Linked DNA regions of Homo sapiens: regions 2, 3, 4 and 5 are each linked to region 1. The links are chromatin loops, found by intact Hi-C in ENCODE. Cell type or tissue: heart right ventricle. All regions are shown on one strand. Region 1 overlaps ANO10 (anoctamin 10). Region 2 overlaps ANO10 (anoctamin 10). Region 3 overlaps SNRK (SNF related kinase). Region 4 has its middle 18 kb from the start of GASK1A. Region 5 has its middle 55 kb from the start of SNRK.

Evidence for each region. Peaks named below come from ENCODE experiments on the same cell type or tissue, not always from the same donor. Only the 100,000 strongest peaks of a DNase experiment are listed, where the experiment ranks them.
Region 2: a loop joins it to region 1, with 2.2 times the contacts of the local background. A loop is called at or near these places in 14 of 110 quality-filtered maps.
Region 3: a loop joins it to region 1, with 2.4 times the contacts of the local background. A loop is called at or near these places in 3 of 110 quality-filtered maps.
Region 4: it touches region 1 in a loop (27-fold over the local background); 55 of 110 quality-filtered maps call a loop at or near these places.
Region 5: a loop joins it to region 1, with 4 times the contacts of the local background. A loop is called at or near these places in 46 of 110 quality-filtered maps.

What each region holds. Positions count from the first base shown.
Region 1 is chr3:43,501,044-43,506,043 of GRCh38, reverse strand. The region is part of intron 11 of ANO10 (anoctamin 10); the gene reads left to right. Among named protein-coding and RNA genes, the nearest start is that of ANO10, 120 kb to the left of the region's middle. In heart right ventricle, a CTCF peak has its summit at 2,774 (motif pointing right); no DNase peak of the experiment used is centred here; H3K27ac peaks cover 644 bases.
Region 2 is chr3:43,361,500-43,366,499 of GRCh38, reverse strand. It overlaps ANO10 (anoctamin 10), which reads left to right. Exons shown (of 13, transcript NM_018075.5): 13 at 1-652. Among named protein-coding and RNA genes, the nearest start is that of SNRK-AS1, 12 kb to the right of the region's middle. In heart right ventricle, no CTCF peak of the experiment used is centred here; DNase peaks (open chromatin) are centred at 2,349 and 2,711; H3K27ac peaks cover 4,907 bases.
Region 3 is chr3:43,317,053-43,322,052 of GRCh38, reverse strand. The region is part of intron 3 of SNRK (SNF related kinase); the gene reads right to left. Among named protein-coding and RNA genes, the nearest start is that of SNRK-AS1, 32 kb to the left of the region's middle. In heart right ventricle, a CTCF peak has its summit at 4,100; DNase peaks (open chromatin) are centred at 2,484 and 3,893; H3K27ac peaks cover 5,000 bases.
Region 4 is chr3:42,959,072-42,964,071 of GRCh38, reverse strand. No RefSeq gene overlaps it. Among named protein-coding and RNA genes, the nearest start is that of GASK1A, 18 kb to the left of the region's middle. In heart right ventricle, a CTCF peak has its summit at 2,262 (motif pointing left); a DNase peak (open chromatin) is centred at 2,231.
Region 5 is chr3:43,229,410-43,234,409 of GRCh38, reverse strand. No RefSeq gene overlaps it. Among named protein-coding and RNA genes, the nearest start is that of SNRK, 55 kb to the left of the region's middle. In heart right ventricle, no CTCF peak of the experiment used is centred here; no DNase peak of the experiment used is centred here; H3K27ac peaks cover 2,355 bases.

The DNA of each region.
Region 1 (5,000 bases):
AGGAACACTATATCTTAAACATATTTTATTCATCATCGGAATTTGGGGGAAATATTTTTTGTTTGTTTCTTTAATAATTTACATCTTAAATCCTTTATCATTTTTAGCTGTTCCGAGAAACAAGGCACATGTCTCTCTGCTACAGATTGAAACATAAAAATAATTTCTTCCACAAGTATCTTTTAGCCCTATTATACATACTCATAATATCCTGGCCCTATAGGGAGAATAAAGTATAATCTTTGCCCTTAGGGACCATATTATTTAGTTGAACATAAATAAATGATGTGAAAACTGCAGAATAATAACAAATTCAAACCCACTGGCTGACAGTTTTTCATTTCTTGACTTCGTGAATGTGTATGTCACCTCCTCCTCTGGAATATCTATCACAAAATGACAGTGTTTTGGTTCTGTGATCTGAAAGATGACTTACTGGAAAGAGCACGTGAAGAAAATGTGTTATATCATTCCTGATGAGTAAGGAAGCCAACTGAGGTTTTGAAGCATGCCTCACATAAAGGGCTTTGATGGGGTATAATTGTGGGTTTCACTGGTACCTGAGTAAACCCATGTAGATGATGACATCTCATGAAAAACACATGCTTCTTAGTCGATTTACTAGTGAAATAGTGTTGGGGGAATCCAGCCTATAGACAGTCCTCATGCTCAGCAGAAAAATGTTCTGACAATTAAAACAATTTTAATTTGAATCTTATTTTCTCATAGAAAAAGTGATGTGACAGAAAATGTTTATTCTAACTGGGGATCTGATGCCCAACATTTTATAGAAATTACCATAAACATTGTACTTAATTACATTTATTTTCAAGTGTAAGTGGCATGCTATTTAGTATAGAACTTAGATAGTATTTAAAAACTCGATGGCATTTTATTTATGCTAACACTATCTCATACTATACCAGAAGCTGCTTTTGTTTTCATGCATTCTACTTAAATTTTAGTAAAGCAAATCAGAGCAACTCTCATGGCACTTAATAGAATTCAAAAGAACTTTGTTCAGATTTTTACCATCTTCTTTGAAAGAAACTTTGGACTGGTTGATACATTTTTTAGAAACGGATTCAAGAATAATTTTCTTTCTGCTGGGCACAGTGGCTCACACCTGTAATCCCAACAGTTTGGGAGGCAGAGGTGGGAGGATTACGAGGTCAGGAGTTCAAGACCAGCCTGGCTAACATGTTGAAACCCTGTCTCTACTAAAAATACAAAAATTAGCCAAGCATGGTGGCATGTGCCTGTAATCCAGCTACTAAGGAGGCTGAGGCAGGAGAATCCCTTGAACCCAGGAGGCAGAGGTTGCAGTGAGCCGAGATCATGCCACTGTACCTCAGCCTGGGTGACAGAGTGAGACTCTGTCTCAAAAAAAAAATAAATAAATAATTATTTCTGTCATTTCTCTGATATTTTGTTGAAAAGGCTTTTTCCTCTAAACTACATAAACTAATCTGTTTTTTTTATGAACAGTAACTCTCTTAGCAATGGCAGAAAACTATGCCATTATAGATAGCTACAGTTGCAATCAGCTAGGTACCAATTACATTGCCCATCTGTTTCGTAATTGTTATTTACATTTCTTAGCAGAGATATTTCATGCTTTTCCTTTGCCTTTGATTTATTTGCACTGGTTTTTTTTCACCTGTAGATCACACTTTAGATCCCCAACGCTTTATTTTTATCTATCTATCTATCTATCTATCTATCTATCTATCTATCTATCTACCTACCTACCTACCTACCTATCTACTTATTTTTTGAGGCGGAGTTTTACTTGTCGCCTGGGCTGGAGTGCAGTGGTGCAATCTCAGCTCACTGCAACCTCCGCTTCCTGGGTTCAAGTGATTCTCCTGCCTCAGCATCCCGAGTAGCTGGGATTACAGGTGTCCGCCACCGTGCCGGCTAATTTTTGCATTTTTAGTAGAGACAGGGTTTCACCATGTTGGCTAGGCTCGTCTTGAACTCCTGGCCTCAGGTGATCCACCGCCTTGGCCTCAGCCTCCCAAAATGCTAGGATTATAGGTGTGAGCCACCACACCCAGCCAATCCCCAACACTTTATATAACAAGGTGTTATATAACAAGACTGAAAGCTTCAGTGCAAATGGCAGCCTTATTCAGATTTGCTATACTGTGAAAAAAAAAATCCTCTCTCAGCCTTCAAATCATAAAAATCACCTGATTAGAATGCAGTTTTTAATAGGATAAATGACTGTGAAGTGATGAGACCTCTCTTTGTATGATAGCACTGAGAAATTCAAACAAATCTTAACGGTCAGAGCAGCCAAGGCAGCCTATAAACTTAGGCTGGGCTTGGCCTGAAACCTGTTTGAAACTATTTTATTTGGTTTCTTCAGAGATGTTTTCATAGCCACATGAGTAAATTCGTTTTTTATGTTATGGTGATAGGACAAAGAGAACGATATTAGTCAAAGGGGGAGTGAGCTGTCTTCCTTGTCATATGGCTTAGCTCTGCCCCCTTCTCTTCATTCATGGCTGCTTAAGCTTCTGATGGATCCTGAAGGGAGTAGATAAACTTGCCTTGTGGCTTTGGAGCCATCACATTTGATCTATGGGCCTACTCCCCTCTCCTCATCTATTGGGATGAATGTTAGTAGTGATCTACTTGTGAGACTTGGGTTTCCCAATAAGAAAATAATTAGGTGATCTCTCTCCCCACCCATCACCAAGAAATCAAAATAAATTAGAATCTTCCTTTCAGTATCTGAGAGTATTTAAAGGTGTTTTAAACCACTAGAGGGAGCCCATATTGTTCTGATTTCTGAAACCTGTAATGTTTAACAGCTTGATTTTATTGCCTATAGAAAAGGATCTCTCTAACCAATGACTGGATCACTACATCCATAACTGTAGTGTTCTCCCTTAGTTTGCATTTTTTCTTTTTTCCCAGTTTTTTTATTGTGGTAAAATATACATAATACAAAATTTACTGTCTTGACCATTTTAAGTGTACAATTCAGTGGTATTAAATACATTTATAATGTGCAACCACAGTAATCATCCACCTCTATAATTCTTTTCATCTTGTAAAACAGAAACTCTATACCCATTAAACAATAACTCCCTATTATCCCCTCCACCTAGCTCCTGGAAACAGCCCTTCTACTTTCTGTCTTTATGATTTTGACTATACTAGGTATCTGATATAAGTGGAGTCATATAGTACTTGTCTTTTTGTGACTGGCCTATTTCCCATAATGTCCTCAGGGTTTATCCATGCTGTAGCATGTCAGAATTCCCTTAGTTTTTAAGGCTGAATAATATTCCATTGCACGTACATACTGCATTTTGCTTATCCATTCATCTGTTGGTGAACACTTGTGATGCATCCACTTTTTAGCTGTTGCTTTACTTCATTTGTGTTGTTATAAAAGGAATACCTGAGGCTGGGTAACTTGTTTTTAAAAGAGGTTTATTTGGCTCATGGTTCTGCAGGCTGTACAAGAAGTGTGACACAAGCATCTCCATCTGGTGAGGGCCTCTGGCTGTTTCCACTTGTGGTGCAAGGTGAAGGGGAGCTGGTGTGTAGAGATCACATGGTGAGAGAGGAAGCAGGAGAAGCGGGGAGGTGCCAGGCTCTTTCTGACAACCAGCTCTGGCAGGAACTAATAGAGCGAGAAGTCACTCATTACAGCAAGGATGGCACCAAACCTTTCATGAGGAATCTGCCCCCATGACCCAAACACTGTCCACTAGGCACCATCTCCAATATCAGGGATCAGATTTCAACATGAGGTTTGGGGGAACAAATATACAAACTATAGCAGCTATTGTGAATAATGTTTTATAAACATAGGTATACATGTATCTCTTCAAGATGCTGGTTTCAGTTCTTTTAGATATATACCCAGAAGTGGAATTACTGGATCATATGGTAATTCTATTTTTAATTATTTGAGGAATTTCCATACTGTTTTGCATAGTGGTTGTACCATTTTACATTTCCACCAGCAATGCACAAGGATTCCAATTTCTCCGTATTCTCACCAACACTTGTTATTTTCTGGTTTTGTTTGTTTATAGTAGCCATCCTATGGGTGTGAGGTAAGGAGAAAAGTGGAAAATCACCAAACGGAGACCATCGTTGATACTGGTGTTCTTGTACTCTGTGGCTTAGAATAGGATGTGGGTGAAGTAATTGGAGACAGATCATTTTGATAGCTCCTTGGCTGGGGTCTGTGGCTATCCTCCTCCCCTTCTCCATAATACTCACTGTCATCTTCCACCACATTTCTTTCCACCAATCCCTGGACAGATTTAGTTCCATTCAGCAGAATATCAGTCATGTGTGGACATTATTATGCTGGGCTGTGTGGCAAAGTAGAAAGTGAATAATGAGCTGTCTTTCTTGTCAGGGTAACAATCTTAGTCTTCATTGCATCCAGGTAATGTGTTTTGGCCTCTTTCAACCTCTCTTCCCTTTGCTTTCCTCTGCCTCTCTACTAAGAAGCTTTGACCTCATGATTTCTCAGACCCCCTTCACTGCTTCAGATTCTCTAGATTTTTCATTTTGTGTTTTATTGTCTTTTTAAAGTATTGGGAATTTATAAGATTTTACACTTCCTGCTATAGTTTGGATGTTTGTCCCTCCAAACCTCATGTTGAAATATGATCTGTAATGTTGTGGTGCCTAATGGGCAGTGTTTGGGTCATGCGGGCAGATCCCTCATGAATGGCTTGGTGCCATCCTTGTGCTAACGAATGATTTCCCACTCTGTTAGTTCCTGCTGGAGCTGGTTGTTAAAGAGCCTGGTACCTCCCCTCCCTTTGCTTCCTCTCTTGCCATGTGACTGCATAGCTGGCTCCCCTTCACCTTCCATCATGAGTGGAAGCAGCCTGAGGCTCCCACCAGATGGAGATGCTGGTGCCATGCTTCTTGTACAGCCTGAAAAATCATGAGACAAATAAACCTCTTTTCTTTATAGATTACCCAGCCTCAGGTATTTCTTCATAGCTATACTA
Region 2 (5,000 bases), 140 kb after region 1:
CACTGTGCTCATCACAGGAGCCTCAGTTGAGAGTGAGCGGGGTACAGTAAGGCAGTGCTTCCCACACTGGACCTCTTTCCTGGTTCTCTTTTGCAATACATTAACAGACCCTTTATCAACATAAACAATAGTAACTGAGCTATTAAAGGCAACCTCTCTGACTCCTTCTGCCTACATAGGTACCGCAATGGGCTTCCCTTTTCTGAAGCACTTGGTGAGGTCACTGAAGGTGGAGCGGTGAGATCAGGAGCCCAGGGTGAGGGGCTTGGCTGGAGGCCAGGCACCAAAGCTTGTAGCTGAAGGCTGGGCCATTTTTGAGAACTGCTGCTGGTGGTGCCCACCTACAGGGACACTAGGGCTGCTTTCACATGCAGGGTGTACCCATGGTGCCAAGCCAAGGGCCAGCAGCCACTCCTGGTGCCCTGGCCTGGGCTTGGGCTTGCAGAGAAAAGGGCCCTCCTTGCCCAGTGGTGCTGCCCACCTCCCTAGCTGTGTCCATGGACTGCCCTGCATTCACAGGCACAAGAATGCCATGTAGGCCAGTGCTGCCCACGTATACAGCCCTTCCCACCAGCGCTGGCCGTCCTGCTGTAGCCAAGACACTACAGACCCGTGGGCACCTCCACTCGGACAGCAGCAGATGCCCTGGCCCACCCGGAGAAGGTGAGAAGGTGAAGAGCGGGGAGGGCCGCCATGCTTCCTGGTTGGCAGAGGCCTGTTTCCCTCACCTCAGGAGTCGGGCATCTTGATCCCTCCTCCACCTCAGAGATGGGGCAGCCTCCTCAAGCCAATTCAAGCACCACTTGTCTTTGGAGGTCCCGACTCTCCCTGTCTGCCCCTTCATGGGTGTTTGTGTTGGTCCCGTGAGCCCATTCTGTTTTACAGAGTGGACACATGTCAGTGAGCTTTGTCCCTGCCCTTACATGGGATGAGCCACTCCAGGGCCTTGTTATTCGGCGGTTGTTCAGTGTTTGACAGACAGTTTCTAGAACAGGCTCATGTTTGGAAATGTCAGTGAATGGCAGCCACCAATATAGGCCTGAGTCTTGAGACCCAGGATCTTTACTCCATTTCAGCCTGGGCGCCTGTTTGCTGGGAAAGGAGAGGGTTGAAATGGCGCTCTTGGCACCAGCTCTTAGTGTCCCCCTATCCCCCAGAGCCCGGCTTTGGGAGTCAGTCGCATGAATGCAATTGGTTGTGAACCAGTGGGTCCTGGATTCCCGGAACGTGAAGCCACCAAATCACTTGCCACCTGCAGTGCCGCAGAGCCAGGTAGCCTCCTCCCAGCACTGTGACTGTGCCCTTCCCAGAAGCCGCCCATCTGCCCTTCCTCAGCGTCTGATTGGGCACAACTACACCACTTAACTAAGCCTTAGCCAGTCACTGCACAGGGGAGAACGGGACCCTCCAATGGGGCCAGACCTCAGGCACAAGGCCACGGGGGAGGGTGGATGTGGAACCAATTGGGTTGTGTCAAAAGGGATATTGGCAGGACGGGGAGGTTGCCGCGGTTTGCTAGGCTCTAGCTGGCTGGAGCTGTGGCGAGTTCCTCTTCTGTATCCCCCGGCCTGTCGTGGGTGCCATCTGGCACGCCGCAGGTGCTCAGGACTCAATGGCATAGTTGGAAGAGTAGGGGTAGAGGAACAGCGTGTCTGCTGCTTCACATTCTATAGCTCCCTCGCATCTAAGTTGGACTGAGGAAGACATCTAGGCCGATGCCGTCCCACCCACACCCTGGCCTCACACAGCCATTCCCTGCGGTCACGGTCCCCGCCTGGAACCCTGGGGGACCCCCTTCCCTGCACCTCACTTCATCCCCCAGCCCTTCTGGCCACTGGCTCGCCCACTGTTCTCTCGTTGCTGGCCTCACCTCAGCCTCAGATCCAACCCCACCACGCCCCCCACGAGCCTCTTGCGGGCCCACCCTCCCTGGCGGTGCTGCCTTAGGGGCCCCTGGTGACCCTACCCAAGAGAACCTCCCCACTTTGACCACCCAGTTCCCCCGACACCCCTGAGGACTCCAGAGGGTGAACTCCCCCCGCCCCCCGCCCCCCGCCCGACGGTTCCAGCCCGCCTTCCTCCATGGCTTCCAAGAGCTGGGAGGTACCAGCCCCGCGCCCGGCCAAGAAAAGTGCCCAGAGACAGAGCAGCCAAGAGTCAGGAGGCTGAGACTGCAGCGGCCCCTGAGGGACGGACAGGGGCAGGTAGGAAAGGCTTCGGAACCCGGGTCCAAACTCCTCATGGCTTAGAGGAGGGAGGCCCACGCCAGGGAACCACAGGAGACTGAACCCAGGTATTTGGATCCCAGGCCCAGAGCTCTCCCGGCACTGGACAGCTTCCAAGGAGGACAGCTGGAGAGCAGCTGTCGGGCAGGGCGTGGGAAAAGAACCTCGGCCACCCGGGGGAGGCCCCAGTGAGTTAAGCCCAGGCCCCGTTCTCACGCGCAAGCCCGTTCCACCTGCGACCTCGGAGAAGGGTTCCCAGGGAGCCCCCCGCCCCTGCAAGTTGCTCAGACGGGCTCTAGGTGCCCCGCGGCTCCTGCGGTATCTGCGCAGACAGCCCTGCCCGAGCGCTCCTGCCTCACCTCAAAAGTGGCCAGGGAGGTCGTGACTGTCGCATGCATCCCTAACCTGCCTCCCTCAAGCCATGAGATACAGGCTGTCTCCAAGTCCCACAGATTGTCACTGGGACTTGACCCCAGTGGGGGTTTGGCCGCAGGCCCAATTCACTTCACAGCCCAACTCTTCTCTTTCACACAACCAGCGCAGACCGTGTTGAGCCCTGTGCTGGTGACATTTCCTAGGTGCCCTCCCCATGGGGGAGGGCTGTCCCACTCCACACAGGCGGCTCCTCTCACTCTCCAGTGCACTAAAGCCCCACACAGAGGCCAACAGAAACCCCAGAGCATCCCAGGGCTGCAGCCTCCGGGCAGGGGGATCAGGCAGTGGACCCTTCCCCCTCATGGTGGCCACACTGCCAAACTCCCCATCAGCAGCTCAAAAGCTCAGACTTGAGAACAAATCTTTATTTTAGCAGCTTCACTAGCAAATAAGAAGCGAATGCTCATGGCCAACCAGCCCTGCAGCAAAGCTGGATGGCCAAGAGCCCTCTGGGTCACTGTTGCCTCACGTTGTCCCCATTTAATAAAGGAACCCTGAGGCTTGCAGGGTTCAAGTGATTTCTCCACAGCCCATGTCCACCCACATCTGTCCTTTGCCATCTGTGCCAAGCCCCGCTTCCACACAGGCTCTGCCCGGCACCTGAGACCCGTGTTCCCAGCCTCAAACCCTGTGGCTCCTGCCCTTCTTCCAGCACAAAAGTAGCAACAGGAAGAAGGAAGGCCGAAGGCCACACACTGAGGACCGAAGGGTCCAGACTGGTCCTTACTAAGTTTTAAGAACCCCATGACCCTGCAAGGACAGTGCCTGGCCAGTGCCTTGATAAACAGCCAGACAGTGTGGGCCTTGGTGAACTTCTTGCCAGTAGCTGAGTCTACAGGGTTGCCAGGCTCCAGGCCTCCCTGCATGCCCTCTACGCCCCATCCAAGGGACCTGACAGAACCTGGAGCCTCCAGCACCTCTGGAAGCCCAACAGGACACAGCCAGGGGAGCTGTGTCCTCAGGCTTGGGAACACCCTTCTGTCCCGACCACAAGATGGGCCACAGCCACTTGAGAAGGAAGATGCTTTTCCTGGTCCTGGGAAGGGAACCAGTCAGGTAGGCACCGTGGAAGGGTGTGGGGAGCCGCTTCCTAACTCTCCAGGAGTCAAAGTTAGGAGGTCTTGTTCGCTAGCCCAGGGCCCCAGTCAAGGCCTGCACCAGGGTGGGCAGGGAGCCTGAAATCAAGGCCTTGTGGCTGGAGCCAGGCTCAGCAACAGGGCCTCACGTTCCTCTGAGTGTGGCCACAGACCTTGGGAGAGCATCGCCTAGACCTTGTTCCATGCAGATGCCCAGTGCCACCACCCAGGCCTGAGAAGCCACATGGTGATGGTTTGGCCCAGGAATCTGTATCTTTAACAATGCTTGCATTGGATGCTGTTGCACGCTGAAATCCGAGAACCACAGCAGGTTAAAGAGCCTTGCTGGTTTCTGCCCAAGAGCAGCTGATGCTAAAGGCCCCTGCAGAGCCAGCCTCCTTCCCTGCCAACTTGCCACCATGGGGGCAGGTCTGGGGTGCTTCTATGGGGCTGCCAGGGATCTAGAGCCACAAGCATCCTGGGCCTGAACAGGATCCAGGACAGAAAGGAGCAACAAGGTATGGGACCCAAGAGACCAGTTTCTTCCCCACCTGGCGTTAGATGACTGACATCTCCCACCATCCTCTGTAAGCCTTGGAGATTCTTGGGCAATTCAGAGTTGGCAGCAATCTCCACTCAGCAGGGAGGAGACCCTTGACTTCCTGCTGATTGGTATGTGGGGGCCTCACATGATAGACAAGAGAGGTCTGATGAAGTTTGTCCCCTAAGTTTGTGGCACAGATCACGCTGATTGCATTTGGCTCAAGAAAGGTGGCCTCCTCGATAGATCTTATAGTGCTGGTGAATTTCTTCAGTGAAAGGGGAAAACAGTGGCACAGAGCACATGGATTATGAGGCTCCTTCCCTTGTATTATTCCCACCCACCCATTATTACCTCCTGTTTTCACCGGAGAGTCCCACGGCCCAGGGGGTGGATAGATGCAGTCACTGCAAGAAGTGGAGGCAGAGCTTCAATAAATCCAGGCCAGCTGACCCTCTGTGGGAGAAAGGAAAACGCACCCCCAAGTCTCCCAAGGCCCAGGCCTGGGCAACCAGCTGAGGTGTGAAGAGCTTCTGGCCAAATCATCAAATTAATGTGTGCTCAATACAAGGAAAATCACTGTATATTTCTGAAAAATTAACCAGAAGGGCAACAGTAGGGTAGACGTGGATACGTGGATATGTACCTCCCTTTACATAACTGTCCGGCTCAGAAAACAGAAACCAAAGGTGTCTCCATCCTAAGGGAGACTGAAGAGCAACT
Region 3 (5,000 bases), 180 kb after region 1:
ACTGATATGTATATTCAACAAATGTGCGGCAGCACTATTTGCCAGGCGCTGTGCTAGGTGCTGAGATATAATCATAATGAAACCTAAAAAGTTGGCAATGAAGGGACCTAGGTGAGACAGCACCACCGCACTTTGTGTCCTGGGACTTGCCAAAATTCACCTGCTCATTAAGTCACACAGAAAGTAACAACCACCTGGCTTTAAAAGATGCCTCCATCTTATCTTCCATCAAAGATTCCCCTTTTAGAGCTGCTTCCATGGTAAGTAGGCGCCTCGCCTTACCTCCAGAGGTGCCCATAAGCACTGTTAAACACTCGGACTTCAGGTGGCAAGGAGAGGCGCACACCGTGTTTTTTAAGTTTTTGATGATGATTTCATGATTCTTTCTCATCTTGCTGCTATCAGTCAGGGCACTTGACTTTAGGAGGTCCCTGTTACCTATCAGCTGACAGCTGGAAATACGAATTTACTGAACTTGCTAGAATTATACGTAAAATTAACTAAATAAGGGTCTGAGTGAGACCCTGAATGACAGCTACGAGCAAAATACATGAGCTTTGTACATGCACTTAGGACAGTCCATTTCATCTACCAGGAGTCTTTATTTGCTTGCCTCCTGGTGCTCTCCTGGGTTTAGGACAACTCAAAAACTGGTAAATGATCAATAGGCAGTCCTCTAATTGGTAAGATTCATGGATAGCTAAGGATTCTGAAGATTGTTTATCTTACATAAAGTAACATAAAAACAATTTTGGAAAGACTCCTTACCATAAGAAAAGCTGTCCCCTTTGTTCTCCTGACAACAGCTGGAAGAGTCAAAGGTTACAAAGTCAGGGGACACTCAAGTTCTCTCTCTATTCTTGCCTCTACTAATTAATAAATTCATTTTGATACTGAAGCTAGATGGTAAACCCAAGAAATTCTTATGAAGTTGTTTACTGACACTGATAATACAGCCTTGAATGGGATACAGGGCAAGGTACCTCACCTCACAAACTGATAACTGAGTACAAAACTAGAACTAATCTAAAACCAAGAGAATCTTCTGCCTCCAGATGGAACATAATGGGTTTCAGCCAAATGAAGGTTCTGCTATAATAACTTAAAAAAAAAAAAAAAAAACCTTGAAAAAATCATGTTTGTAAAGTTTTGGGAGTAACAGGAATACATGAGCTAAAATTCAAAGTCATGAAGAGCCCTTTCTAGATCTAAAGCAAAAATTCATATAAGAATCTTAAAAGTGTGACCTCAGGAGTTTCAATGGATCACAAATGTTCCTAAAAATGATTAAACCTAATCAACTTACATTATGCACTAATAAACAGGCTTTTTTGGTAGAATATCTTATTAAAACTCTGAAAATAGGTAAATTTGGGGAAAAAAAAAACCCAGCTACTCTGATACAATACAAGCTTGGCGTTGACTAACATTTAATACGTCTCATTGTAAATCAACTGATTGGTGTTCTAGTGTATTCATTAGTATATATACAAAACACTTTGTTAAGCCAGTTTCAGTCCTCTAGAAACTAATCACTACTGAATACAAAGCTGAGAATCACAACCTGGAACGTGGTGATGAATCAGTCACACCATCTCAGGGGCTTCCTTCCACCTACTGGAGCTCCCAATCCATGTTGTTTCTCTTAAACCCTAACAAGGGCCTCCAAATGTCAGTGGAGAGTTGACGCATACGAACTCTGTTATACAAAATGGGTTTTTAAGAAAACCATATAAAATATACCAAACATCTACAAGTCTGTCTGACTTTAGGAAATAAAAAGAATACTGTACCCAATGACTTGATGTTTCCTTTGGAAACAGACCCATTTATAACCTTACCTCCAATTTTCCATTACAATCTCCTACTCAAGTCATATCCATGAAATTTAAAACACAATAGGGAAAATGGGAGATCTAGTATATAAAACAGCAATGAATGAGTCACGTATTCAAAGGCACAAAAATAAGAACACTATTTTACATGTGTATTTTATGTTCCAAAGCTTATTTCAAAACTGTTTGTGTTCATCCAAATAGTTGCGGGTCCACTTGTTTCTCAACCTCATAAGCTTGCAAGATCAGATCCAAAAAAGGGCTTCATAGTGTTCAATAAACACCTCTGAAACTAACCCAAAATGCATGTTTGTATCTCTCTGAAAACAGGAATCACAGCTTTCACTGGGTCCTCTAAGAGTCTAGGACTCATTAAATATAACAGATACAAGGCAAGGAAAAGGAATTACGACATCAGCAAAGAGATTGGGAAGAGCCACAGAGGGTGACCACAATTAATGTAATCTTCATTTCCTTGGTTCATCTCTGTTAACATTAATTTAAATAAATATTATGAGCTTGTTACGTTTGCCAGGTGACAGGACACTGACAAAATATAAACAAACACATGGTCCCCTCTCTCAAGGACCTTACTATTGAGCAAGGGGGACAAGTGAGCCATCTGGAGTGAGGCAGGCTTGGCACCGCCCCATCCAATTCCAAAGAGAAAGAGCAATCAGGGCATGCATTCTCCTAACTTCATCATCCTCCTTTTTTAGCCATCCACAGCCCCTCTTTTATTTTTACACCCAGCAAAATAGTATGCCTACTCTGTGCCTGGCTGCATTCCAGGTGCCGAGATTTCGATATATCTACGAAGAGCGTCTCACTCTAAAAGGTCTTGTTTTCCGACTTACCAGATACAGTATTACAAAGGCTGAGAACTTGTAATGTTTTTTCTTAGGTTTCAGAGTTTAAAATAATTCTAAATTAAAATTTTAAAAATATTAAATTAGGCACTGTTTACACTACACTAGAAATACTTTCTTATTACAACCCTATATAAGGCTAATAGATCAACCTGATGACCACACATGCAACCTCCTAACATGCTGGGACAGGGACTCTCCAGGAACTGAGACCGGTCACTAACTAGTCCCACCTGGCCCATCTCAGTGAGCACAAGAGAGTGATCAAGCATAGCAGCCTGCATATAAACAAACAAACTGATTCTTTTTTTTTTTTTTTTTGAGACAAAGTCTCGCTTTGTCGCCCAGGCTGGAGTGCAGTGGCACGATCTCAGCTCACTGCAACCTCCACCTCCCAGGTTCAAGTCATTCTCCTGCCTCAGCCTCCTGAGTAGCTGGGAGTACATGCATGCGCTACCACGCCTGGCTAATTTTTGTATTTTTAGTAGAGATGGGGTTTCATCTGCTTGGCCAGGCTGGTCTCGAACTCTCCTGGCTTCATGTGATTCACCTGCCTCGGCCTCCCAAAGTGCTGCGATTAAAGGCATGAGCCACCACGCCGGACTCGATTCTTTAGTACATTCTAAAACGCTAAAACAACTTTTAACAGTTCAGTCTGTTCGGCAACATGCAATGCGAATAACACAATTCCAAATTTGTGTTAGAAAGTTTGCTCTAATGCTGATTTTTTTGTCTTGCAAACTTATCTTTCTTCTTCAACAGGCATACATTTCTTACCTCAAAAAGTTTAAAAAAAAAAAAAAGAAAATTTAATATTTTCAACTCCCTAAAGGTTTCCCATGTTATGACCTAAGGTGAATGTAAGTTGATTCAGCTTCCATATGTATTTTTGTACTAAAATAGCTACTGTTTTGAGTGGTTTGAAAAGCCCTTCTGAAGTTCTAAGAAACTAACCTGCTATCAAATAAACACCAAGACTTTCATTTTTTTTTATCTAACATTTTAAAAAAGAAAGAAAAATCCCTACTTTAGAAGTTAACCTATTCCCTAAATACAAATAACATAACATTCTGAAAGTTAAATACAACTAAAAACATGTGAGAAAACCACAGGAGCAAAGGTCCCAGGCCTGCCCTTCCTCCCCATTTTCCCACGGCAGCCAACATTTCAGAAATTCCCGAGGACAAATTTCCAAAGGGGACAAGGGTACCTCGGATACTCTTCCTCCCACATTGAGAAAGAGGCAGGAAAGGAAAATAAGGCCAGGATCTAATGTTAAGTGTCCCTCTGGGACCACAGCAGCAACACCATAGAAACATAAAGCATCCCATGACGTTTCCCAAAGCAGCAGCACTGAGACAGTGACATCTGATGGACTGAGGGCTAATTTTGTGTCTGGCGTTATGCTAAGTACTTTACATGTATTCATTCATCTAATCCCCTCAATAATCCTAAAGGCAGGAACTATGAACCCCATTTCACAAATGGAGGTAACAGAGCCCAGAGATGCAAGTCAAGTGGGGAAAGATAACAGGCAGTGCTGGGGCCCTACACCTCTGGAGAAGAAGCTGAGGCCTCACTGAGGGGTGACATGTGGGCAAGAAAATCAGGGGCAAGAGTGGCTAGGCAGAGGAGGGAGATGGATGGCCCTGAGGTAGGACCGGGCTTGGAGTGTGCCTAACAGCAAGGAGGCAGCGTGGCTGGAGCCGAAGGAGCAACCAGGAAGGTAGTGAGAGGAAAGTCTGGGAAGAAATGGAGATGCCAATCTTTTGGGCTGTGTTGGCCACAGTGAGGATGGTGGTTTTGATTCAGACTGAAATGGAAGGTCTCTAAATAGTTTTCAGCAGAGGAATAATATGATCCAACTTGAATTGTACAAAGAAAGGGTAAACATTGTTTTCCTTATGAGTAAGGGTTACCTGAAACTGCTACCTCAGTCTGCTGACCCAAGGAATTCTCTCCTTACAGCTGCTCCCCACTGCAATTCCCGACATACTCTTGCACAAAGCCCCAGATCCTCCTCTCATCTGGAACTTTCCACATCAGAGAACTGTGGTAGAACAAAGGAAAGAAAACCTGCCCCTAAAATCCCTCCTTTCTCTTGTTGTCTTTCTAAAATACACACACTTATGCCAGTCAGCCCCATTAGGAAGTTCAGACAAACTACCCAGATTCAGCGTATGAGTTCTGCTTTGAAATTTATATAAATATTAACTTTTGGTTTTTGTTCATGTACTAGAACTTACAATGATCAATTGTGCACTTTTGTCATTTTACACAGGATTTTACAGGAAGG
Region 4 (5,000 bases), 540 kb after region 1:
CCTTTCACCTGAACACTTAGAGGCCATTTTATAGTTATTAGTTGGCCTAATTTAAATATTATTAAGGTCTGAGGAGTGGGAGGGTGATGGAGAAAATGGCTGCTTCCTGGAGCAGTCAGAACACACCCAACATTTATTGAGTAACTTTGCCGTCTTATATGGATGAGGGTCATGGTGCTCCAAAACTATTACAATACTAACAACTAAGATCATTGATCACAGATTGCTATAACAGATGTAATAACAATGAAGGACTTTAAAATATTGCAAGAATTACCAAAATGTGATACAGAGATATGAAGTGAGAAGATGATGTTGGAAAAACGGCGCTGATAGGCTTGCTCAATGCAGGTTTGTCATAAACCTTCAATATGTAAAAAATGCAATTGCCTACCCTATAACAGTTCCATTCCCATATATATGTATGTGTATATTACGTATGTGTATATTATGACCAAAAAAAGTGTGTATTACGACCAAATTAATTATGCTAGTCTCAAGCTTGCTTTTTCATACAGGCTATATATTTACATATATACAAATACATATATATGTGAATGGAATTGTTTTATTATAGGGTAGGCATATGTTTAGCATACATATACATATATTATGTATATGTATCTATTTACATATACATATGTAAATAGATACATATACATAATATATCTCTCTCCAAAAAGGAGTACTGAATAAGTTATCCCAAAGGCATATAAAAGGATGTTCATACTAGCTTTATTCACAATAGTCCCAAACCTAAAACCAACCAAATATCCATCAACTTGTGGTATATTCAGTCAATGGAAGAGTATTCAGCAATTTTAAAAAGCCTCTGCTGCATACAACATGGATAAATCTCACAGATATATTGTGGTGAAAGCATCTAAACATAAAAGAGTACATATTAAATGATTTTATTTATATGTAGAATAGATAACACTAACCTATAGTAATATAAATCATAATGATATCTAACCCTTGGGAGGAGACTGACTGTAAGAAAACTTGAGGAAGCCTTCTATGCTACCTTGATCTGGGTGGAGGGTACAATAAATCTCAATATTTGCCTCTGCTAAAGACTACCTTGCTAGTCTCAAGCTTGCTTTTTCTCACTTAACAATATATTGTGACCATTTACATGTCAGCAAAGATATCTTTCATTAATATTAAGTTGTTGGCGTCTTTTTTCTTTTCTTTTTTTGTGATGGGGTCTCATTCTGTAGCCTGCACTCTGCACTGGAGTGCAGTGGCGCCATCATGGCTCACTGCAGCCTCAAACTCCTGGGCTCAAGCGACCCTCTCACCTTAGCCTCCTGAGTAGCTTGGACTACAGGTGCATGCCACCACAACTGGCTAATTTTGTTTTTTAGAGACAGGGTCTTGCCATGTTGCCCAGGTTAGTCTTAAACTCTTAGCCTCAAGCTATCCTCCCCCCTTTGCCTCTCAAAGTGCTGGGATTACAGGCGTGAGCTGCCGTACATAGCTGGACATCTTTTTTTTTTATTAAACGTACTTTCAGGAATCTTATTCTCCAAAGTAAGTTATAAATGCTACAGTGGCAGGGGCTCCATCTTACAAATCCCATGAATAAAGGGAACTTGGAGCTGTGGAAACAGTCCTGGGTTTAAAGCTGAATTTTGCCCCTTTGCCTGTGCAACCTTGGACAAATTACACACCTTCTCCAGGTTCAGTTTCCACATCTATTTTTTTTTTTAAATCGGGACAACGCTTACACATGAAGTTGTTAGAAAGTTTTAAATAGGCAATGAATGTAAGGAGCTCAACACCTAGTAGGTTCTCATCAACTGATAGCTCCATTCTCTTCCATCCTCACCAAGCCTTGCTCATAGAGCCCTCAATAAAGCTGTGATTATTTTCTTACTTTGCTCCTGTATCCAAGCACCAGGGTAGAGAATGAATGAAGGGCAGTATCAGCTCAACAGTCTTCCTAATACCAATCATTTCTTCTCAAGGTCAAGAGCTTGTTTTTAACTTGCTTTTAACAAGAGCTTGTTTTTAATTTGGTTTAATTGACCACATCATTTGAGATTTGAAGATGAATCCTGAGAACTCATAGTAATGGGTTCCTTGATTCCTCTCACCGGTCATGGCCAGCAATCCCATCAGCAGGAATAAAAGGGAAGAAATGCACTGAGCTCTAAGCCTGGCAGGCAGTGTTTGACACATCCAGGCTGATCCCAGAATCAACGGTACAAGAAAGAAATATTTTAAATAACGAGAATTTGAAGAAGCAAATAGCACCACCAAGTGGCCAACATTCCATATGGAAGTTGTTCCATGCCCAGATTCAGCCGTGAGTCTTTCCTAGCTACTGTATAATGTCTTGGCTTCACAGGGGTGGAGAGAGAAATAAGATAAATAAAGGGCAGTGAACACAGTTGATCCCTCCATCTGTTCCTCAACAAGATCTGTGAATATGTGCCCACTGTGTTTTGGGCCTCCTAACTTCATAATCAGGCTCTAATTCAACCTCTTGCCATGGCATTTTATAGACTTTAACCTGCACAAACCCCACCCTACTCCTATTTACTGCCAGCTGAACTCTCAATGTGGGATTTATAAAAATATATTTCTTGTCACAGTTCCTGTCTTCTACCATATATGGCTGCCTATCTACTTAGGGGTTTTCCTGAACAATATGAGGACAGTTTGTTCAAAGATGTAATCTTAGCACCAAACATGATGCTTGGCATGGAGAATGAGCTTAATAAATGTTTTTGAGCAAACTAATATAAAAGTGATTCAACTGTCCAATATATGATATATCCACTGACTTCAGAAATCATTTCACTCACTCGATTCAATACATATTAAGTACCTCCTATGTGCCAATAATTGTGTATGGGGCTAGGGTGACAAAGATGACTAGAACACCAGTCCTCTGCCCGCAAGTATCTCTAGGTGGGCAACAGACAGTCATGAACATGAATAATATAACCAGAGCTATGAGAAAGGAGTTAGCAGGCTTCTCTTGATACCTGGAGGAGAAAGAGGAATTCAACTTGCCTGAGTTGATGAGCTAAGGCCTCCAGGGCTTCTGAGCCAAAAGAGTGTTTAGGATGAGTAGTTCTCCAGATGGACTATAAATGGGGGGTTGGGGAGAGGAATTCTAGCCAAAGAGAACAGGATGCTGTGCATGGAGTCTGAGCAGGGTCACCTCTGGACTTCACAGAGCAAGAAGCTGAGCTTTCTGTTGTGTTTGAGGGATACAAAATACCCATCTTCACAAGGGTAGCATTTGAGGGTATTGTGGGAAGCAATAGGGGAAAGCCCTCAAAACTTTCTCTGCAAAAGTAATAATTTCCTTTTTGTCAACCAGGAATATTTGAAAACATTTCAAAATAACAACCTCTCTTTTTTCTCCCTGGTAATCCTTTGGCAACTCTGCTTTCCTGATCCCTTGTCTGTTTCTCTCCTCTCTCCTTTCTCCCCAACTTGTTACCTTTCCCCTACCCAGTCTCAGAATCCCTGCAAGAATCCATAGGAACCACTGCTGTCCCAGGTTAGGAGAAAAAATTAAAAATGGATCTTGAGCACGACATTTCAGGACCACAGACAGTGGCATGAAGCCTACCCATCCACTGACATTTCAGTCATGCCAGCTCCAACTCATTAGGCCCTCTGCAGACTCGAAAACATGGCCTCCAAGTTTACCAAGCAAACAAGGAAACACGGACACATCCAGAAGCAATAGGAGAGGTTAAAATAACGATAGAACAAACAGACAAATATTAGTCGAGGTATAAGAGATTTGAAGAATATAAAACAAAGTTGGCCTGATGGATCTTTATAGAATACTGCAACCAAAAATTGCAAAATATATATGTTGTTTTAAAGTATGGAACATTTCTTAAAATTAAGTGTCCATTGTACAGTCGCAACATATTTCAAAGGACTGAAATCATAAGAGTATATTATTTTAAAAGTATTCAGCCAAGCTAGAAATCAGTTACAAAAAATAACTAGAAAATCCTCATGTATTTTGAAATTAAGAAATACACTTTTAAATAACAAATGGATCAAAGAATATATTCATAATATAAATTAGAAAATTTTTGGAACTGAATGAAAATGAAGATAGCAACATTTGGAGATGCAGACAAAGTAGTAAATACAGAGAAGTTTACAGCCTAAACTCATATATTAAAAAATAAAAAGGTGGAAAACTAAACAGTTAAACACTAGCCCAAGTTAGAAAAAGAAAAGCAAAAACAAAGGATAGAAGGAAGAAGTTAGTAAAGATGAGAGCAAAAATTAATAAAAGGGAAAACAAACATACAATAAAGAAGATTAAAGTTAAATTTAAAGTCCTTTGAAAAGACAAATAGCATGGATAAACTTCTAGTGAGATTGATCAAGAAAAATGAGAGGTCACAAATAACCTCTTTTTCATGAATGAAAAAGACATAAGTGCAGATTCTATAATAATTAAAAATAAAATAATATGAATAACTTTACGCCACTACATTTACAAGTTTAACAGGAAATGAAAATTTTTTCAGAAAAATACAACAGAAAGAAAATTTTTAAAATCTGAAATCTTCCTATGAAATAGACTGCATCTGTAATTAAAATCTTCCTGCAAAGAAATCTCCACGCCCAGAAGCATTCAATTGGGCTTCCACAAAATTAATATGGAAAAAACAATGCCAATGTTACATAAAGTCTTCCAGAGAATGAAAGAAAAAGGTATATCCTCCCCAACTCATTGTATGAGGCTATCACAATCTTGATAGCACAAAACCCGATGAGGACAGTATAAAAAGAAAATTTAGAGCCCAATATCATTCGCGAGCATGGATGCCAAAATAGTCTATACTATACAATATAGTATACATATTTGTTACGAAGGTAACAAAATTTGGAGATGCAGGTAAAGTAGTAAATACAGGGAAGTTTGCTGTATAATACTATATAGTATACATATTTACAAATAGTAAATCAAACATCAAATTTTAAAAAGGGGAGAGGGAGCTAAT
Region 5 (5,000 bases), 270 kb after region 1:
TATTCCAGGGAGCTGTTTACCCAGTTTAGATAGGGAAAACTAATATTGGGATAGAGGATTTGCAATCTTCGGCACTGGAAAGTTAGGTCAGAAGATAGGACTCCGAAAGTCTTTTTCAGTCCAAGTACTGTAAACCTTTTACATGAGACACTTCTAGATGCTCTGGCTGAATCGCTTCAGTTAATCCCTACAACTTCCCTGGGTTTATGGTCTCATTTCCACTTTACAAACAAAGCACTAAGATTCCAAGAATTTATGTAACTGAATCCAAAGCAGCTCCATAAAGTGTGCTATTGGCCTCTAAGTTCTTTAGGATCAGCCCTGTGTGTTCCCAAAGCCCCTTTCCCTGTGGCACCAAGAGGTGGTAAGCAGAGTCTGGCCAGGGGACAGCTGCATTGGTCTATTGTAGGTCTCTCAGCTGTAGGCATGGTCACCTCTAAACACATATGTCTTCTTGACTCCACACTCTGCCATGGAGGAGGCCAGGAGCCTGTTGCATGGAAACTATGTACATCATCTCAGCTCTCCTTTTACCTGGGTGTCTTGAAAACCAAGGCTGGGCTGCTGGCTTACTTGGGTTTTGAGCTGATGTTAGCATTCTGGAGTGGACTTACTCATTCTCGGTTTGACTGCTGCACTCTCTTTTGAGAACATGCTTGTGCTAAAAGGTGTGTGTGTGTGTGTGTGTGTGTGTGTGTGTGTGAGAGAGAGAGAGAGAGAGAGAGAGAGAGAGAGAGAGAGAGATGTTTATTGCAGGCCTCAGAGGACCAAAGAGGAAAAGGGGCATCAGCCACAGAGCTGGGTCCTGTCCAACCCCACACACCTGCTCCCCTGCCATGCCTGGCCCCCCAGTCTGAGACATCTGTTGTCAGGAGATAATACCTGAAACCAACAAAGCTGAGAAGAAGTCTCCTTTTACTGGCTCTATTCTCTCTTGACAGATTATATGGGTTCTTTTCATATTTTCAAAGAACCTTCTTGGGGGATTAGAAAATTTAATGTTTAAATCACTGAGGATGAGAAATAAGCCAAGAAGAGCATTTTTAAAAAGGGACAGGTGGCCTGATTTTGTTCCTGCCTGGGAGCTGCTCACTCCACCCCAACACTCAGAGGGGAAGGTTTCTCCTTAGGGAGCCGGCTGAGAGCAGCCTGGAAGTTCTGAAAACACAGATGTCTCTGTGTTGCTGTGGAAAGACCATAGAGGCTTCTTAATTCCACAGCAAAGTCATTCCATGGGAGTTTGGGGCTGACTTCCTTAGAAGCACAGTTCCCGTGAGAGAGGACAGAATCTTGGTCACCTCTTCCTTTCACAGACCTCCTTTCTTCCCTGAACTACACCTCCACCGTCTTGCCTTTTGGCTGCTAAGTCAAATCCTTCTGAAAAACTCTTAATTTCTGTTTTTAAATATCATTTCAACAAAAAACATACAAGTAAACACTTGTTTGCTATAAAAAGTTTAGAAAATAGATAATTTTTAAAAGGAAACAAAAATTGCCTGTTTTTCTATTTCCCAGGGTTAATCGTGGCTAACTTTTAATTTATTTTTTAAGCACTATATATATGTATTATATATATACATATGTGTGTATATAAAGCTTTTTTTAAAAGGAGAAGTCAGCCGGGCGCGGTGGCTCATGCCTATAATCCTAGCACTTTAAGACGCTGAGGCGGCAGGATTGCCTGAGCTCAGGAGTTCGAGACAAGCCTGGGCAACAAGGTGAAACCCCATCTCTATTAAAATACAAAAGAAATTAGCCAGGCGTGGCAGCCTGTGCCTGTAGTCCCAGCTACTCAGGAGGCTGAGACAGGAGAATTGCTTGAACCCGGGAGGTGGAGGTTGCAGTGAGCCGAGATTGCGCCACTGCACTCCAGCCTGGGCGACAGAGCGAGACTGTCTCTACAGAAAAAAAAAAAGAAAAAAAGGAAAAGTCGAGTCTGGCTATTTTATAACCAATTTTGGCACTTTCTACGTTAATAAATATACATTTGAAATATTGTTCTTAATGGCTGAAGATATCCCATTGCATCACCATTTTTAAAAAAATCCCCTCTTATTGAGCGATAAGATTAATATGCTGCTCTAGTTTTTAAATGATTGTTAAAAACAAGATCTTATGGCACATTCTTGATTATTGCCTTAGAATAAACTCCTAGAAGTAGAATACTAGGCAAATGCTTTGCAAGTTTTTAGAAGTTTTTGATATATATGGTCAAATAACCTATAGAAAAGTTGTAATAACTTACACTCTTGTCTACTGTATCTGAGGGGATTCCCTACATTCTAGTTCATGGTGGACACTATGTTTTTCTTCAAATTTCTGGAAAGTCAATGATATGCTATAATCTTTTGGAACAGAACCACAATTATAGACCTGTCCTGTACAGAAAGCTTTTCTTCCACTACAACTCCATCTGAGAACTCAGAACCGAAGGCTGCCAAAAAAGGAGCCAAATTAGAACCAAATTCAGATATGTCCGTGTTCCAGGACATCCTTTCATTTCCATCAGCCTCTGAACACGCATCTGGCCAAACAACTGTCTGTTATTTGTGACCTAGGCTGGATTCAGTGCTGACCTAGATAGAGAAGACATTGTATTTCATTATCAGCTCTCTCAACCATCTGGTCCTAGCTAAACAGGTTACCCACACGGTTGGAAACTTCATCAGTCAACTAGCTTTCCTCTTGCCAGTTTTTTAATAAAAAATATTTCCTATCTTGCTCTTTACCTCAAAAAAGAAGGCATAATGACTTTTTTTTTTGCCTGATAGCTAAGTAGCTTATTTTTTTTAAATCTTGATAATCCTACAGATTCTATCACAGCACCCGAAAGCTCTGAGAGGGTAGAAAGAGATAAAGGAGAAAGATCGAATTCCCATGGTCACAAGGACTTGGGCCTGAGGAGTTGTCTCTGCATGCTATCAAGCTTATTTAAATATTTGAAATATTTGTGGTTGAGGGGGAAATGCCAATTATCTTCAAAAATGAGATTCTGCTCTTGGCTACAAGTGTTTTTCCAAAATCCAAGGATTAAAGCAGATTGTTTTTCCAAGCTTGTGAGCTATTTTTATCTGCAACAATATGGAGCACATACACCTGTCTGCATGCACATCAATGTGCCAGGACACTTGTGTTCCATCATGTTGAAGGCAGAGCTATAAGACAGTAAGATTTGTATCTTAACACTTATGTGGAAGTTTATTGCTATGGGATGAAGGACTATCTTCTTTTATAGTTACATATTTTCTCATATGCTTTTTTGGGATCTCAAAATCAGTCACAGGAAACAAATTAGACATATTTTTATTTATTTATTTTTTTAAATGTCAGTAGCTCTTAGGGTACAAGTGGGTTTTGGTTACATGGATGGATTCTATGGTGGTGAATTCTGAGATTTTAATGCACCGTCACTAGAACAATGTACATTGTACCCAGTGTGTAGTCTTTTATCCCTTCCCCTGCAACCTCTCCCAACCCTGAATCTCCAAAGTTCATTGTATCACTCTATATGTCTTTGTGTCCTCTTAGCTTAGCTCCCATTTATAAGTGAGAACATATGGTATTTGGTTTTTCATTCCTGAGTTACTTCACTTAGAATAATGGCCTCCAGCTCCATCCAAGTTGTTGCAAAAGACATTATTTCACTCATTTTTTAGCTCAGTAGTATTCCATGGTATATATATATACCACATTTTCTTTATCTGCTCATTGGTTGATGTGCACTTACGTTAGTTCCATATCTTTGCAATGTGAATTGTGCTGCTATACACATGCGTGTGCGTGTGTCTTTTTTACATAATGACTTCTTTTATAACTTTAATTTTAATTTTATTTTAAGTTGCAGGATACATGTGTAGGAAGTGCAGGTTTGTTACATAGGTAAATGTGTGCCATGGTGATTTGCTGTACCTATCCACCCATCACCTAAGTATTAAGTCCAGCATGCATTAGCTATTTTTCCTGATGCTCTCCCTTTCCCCACTCCCCCGCCAACAGGCCCGAGTGTGTGTTGTTCCCCTCCCTGTGTCCATGTGTTCTCATTGTTTAACTCCCACCTATGAGTTTGGTTTTCTGTTCCTGCATTAGTTTGCTGAGGATAATGGCTTCTAGTTCCATCCATGTCCCTGCAAAAGACATGATCTCATTTTTTTCATGGCTGCCTAGTATTCCATGGTGTATATGTACCACATTTTCTTTATCCCGTCTATCACGTTGGTGGGCATTTGGGTTGATTCCATATCTCTGCTATTGCGAATAGTGCTGTAATGAACATGCACATGCATGTATCTTTATAATAGATTGATTTATATTCCTTTGGGTATATGCCCAGTAATGAGATTGCTGGGTCAAATGGTATTTCTGGTTCTAGGTCTTTGATGAATCATCACCCCATCTTCCACAATGGTTGAACTAATTTACATTCCCACCAACAATGTGAAAGCATTCCTATCTCTCTGTAGCCTCGCCAGTATCTGTTGTTTCATAACTTTTTAATAATCACCTTTCTGACTGGTGTGAGGTGGTATCTCATTATGGTTTTGATTTGCATTTCTCTAATGATCAGTGATGTTGAGCTTTTTTTCAAATGTTTGTTGGTCACATAAATGTCTTTTGAGATGTGTCTGTTCATGTCCTTTGCCCTCTTTTTAATGGGGTTTTTTTTTCTTGTAAATTTGTTTCCGTATTATACTTTACTACAATTCTAATCCTCATACCAACCGCCTCCTTAATCGAAAATAAGATACTCAAATGAACCTGCCCTTGTAGTATAAACCAATACACCGGCCTTATAAGCCAGAAATGAAGACCTCCTTCCAAGGGCAACTCAGAGAAAAAGTACTTGACTTTACCATCAGCGCCCAAAGCTAAGATTCTAATTTAAACTACTCTCTGTATTTTCATGAGGAGGCAATTTTGGGTACTACCCAAGTATCGACCCACCCCCCTACGACAATTCCATGTATATCGTGCATTACTGCTAGCCACCATGAATATTACAT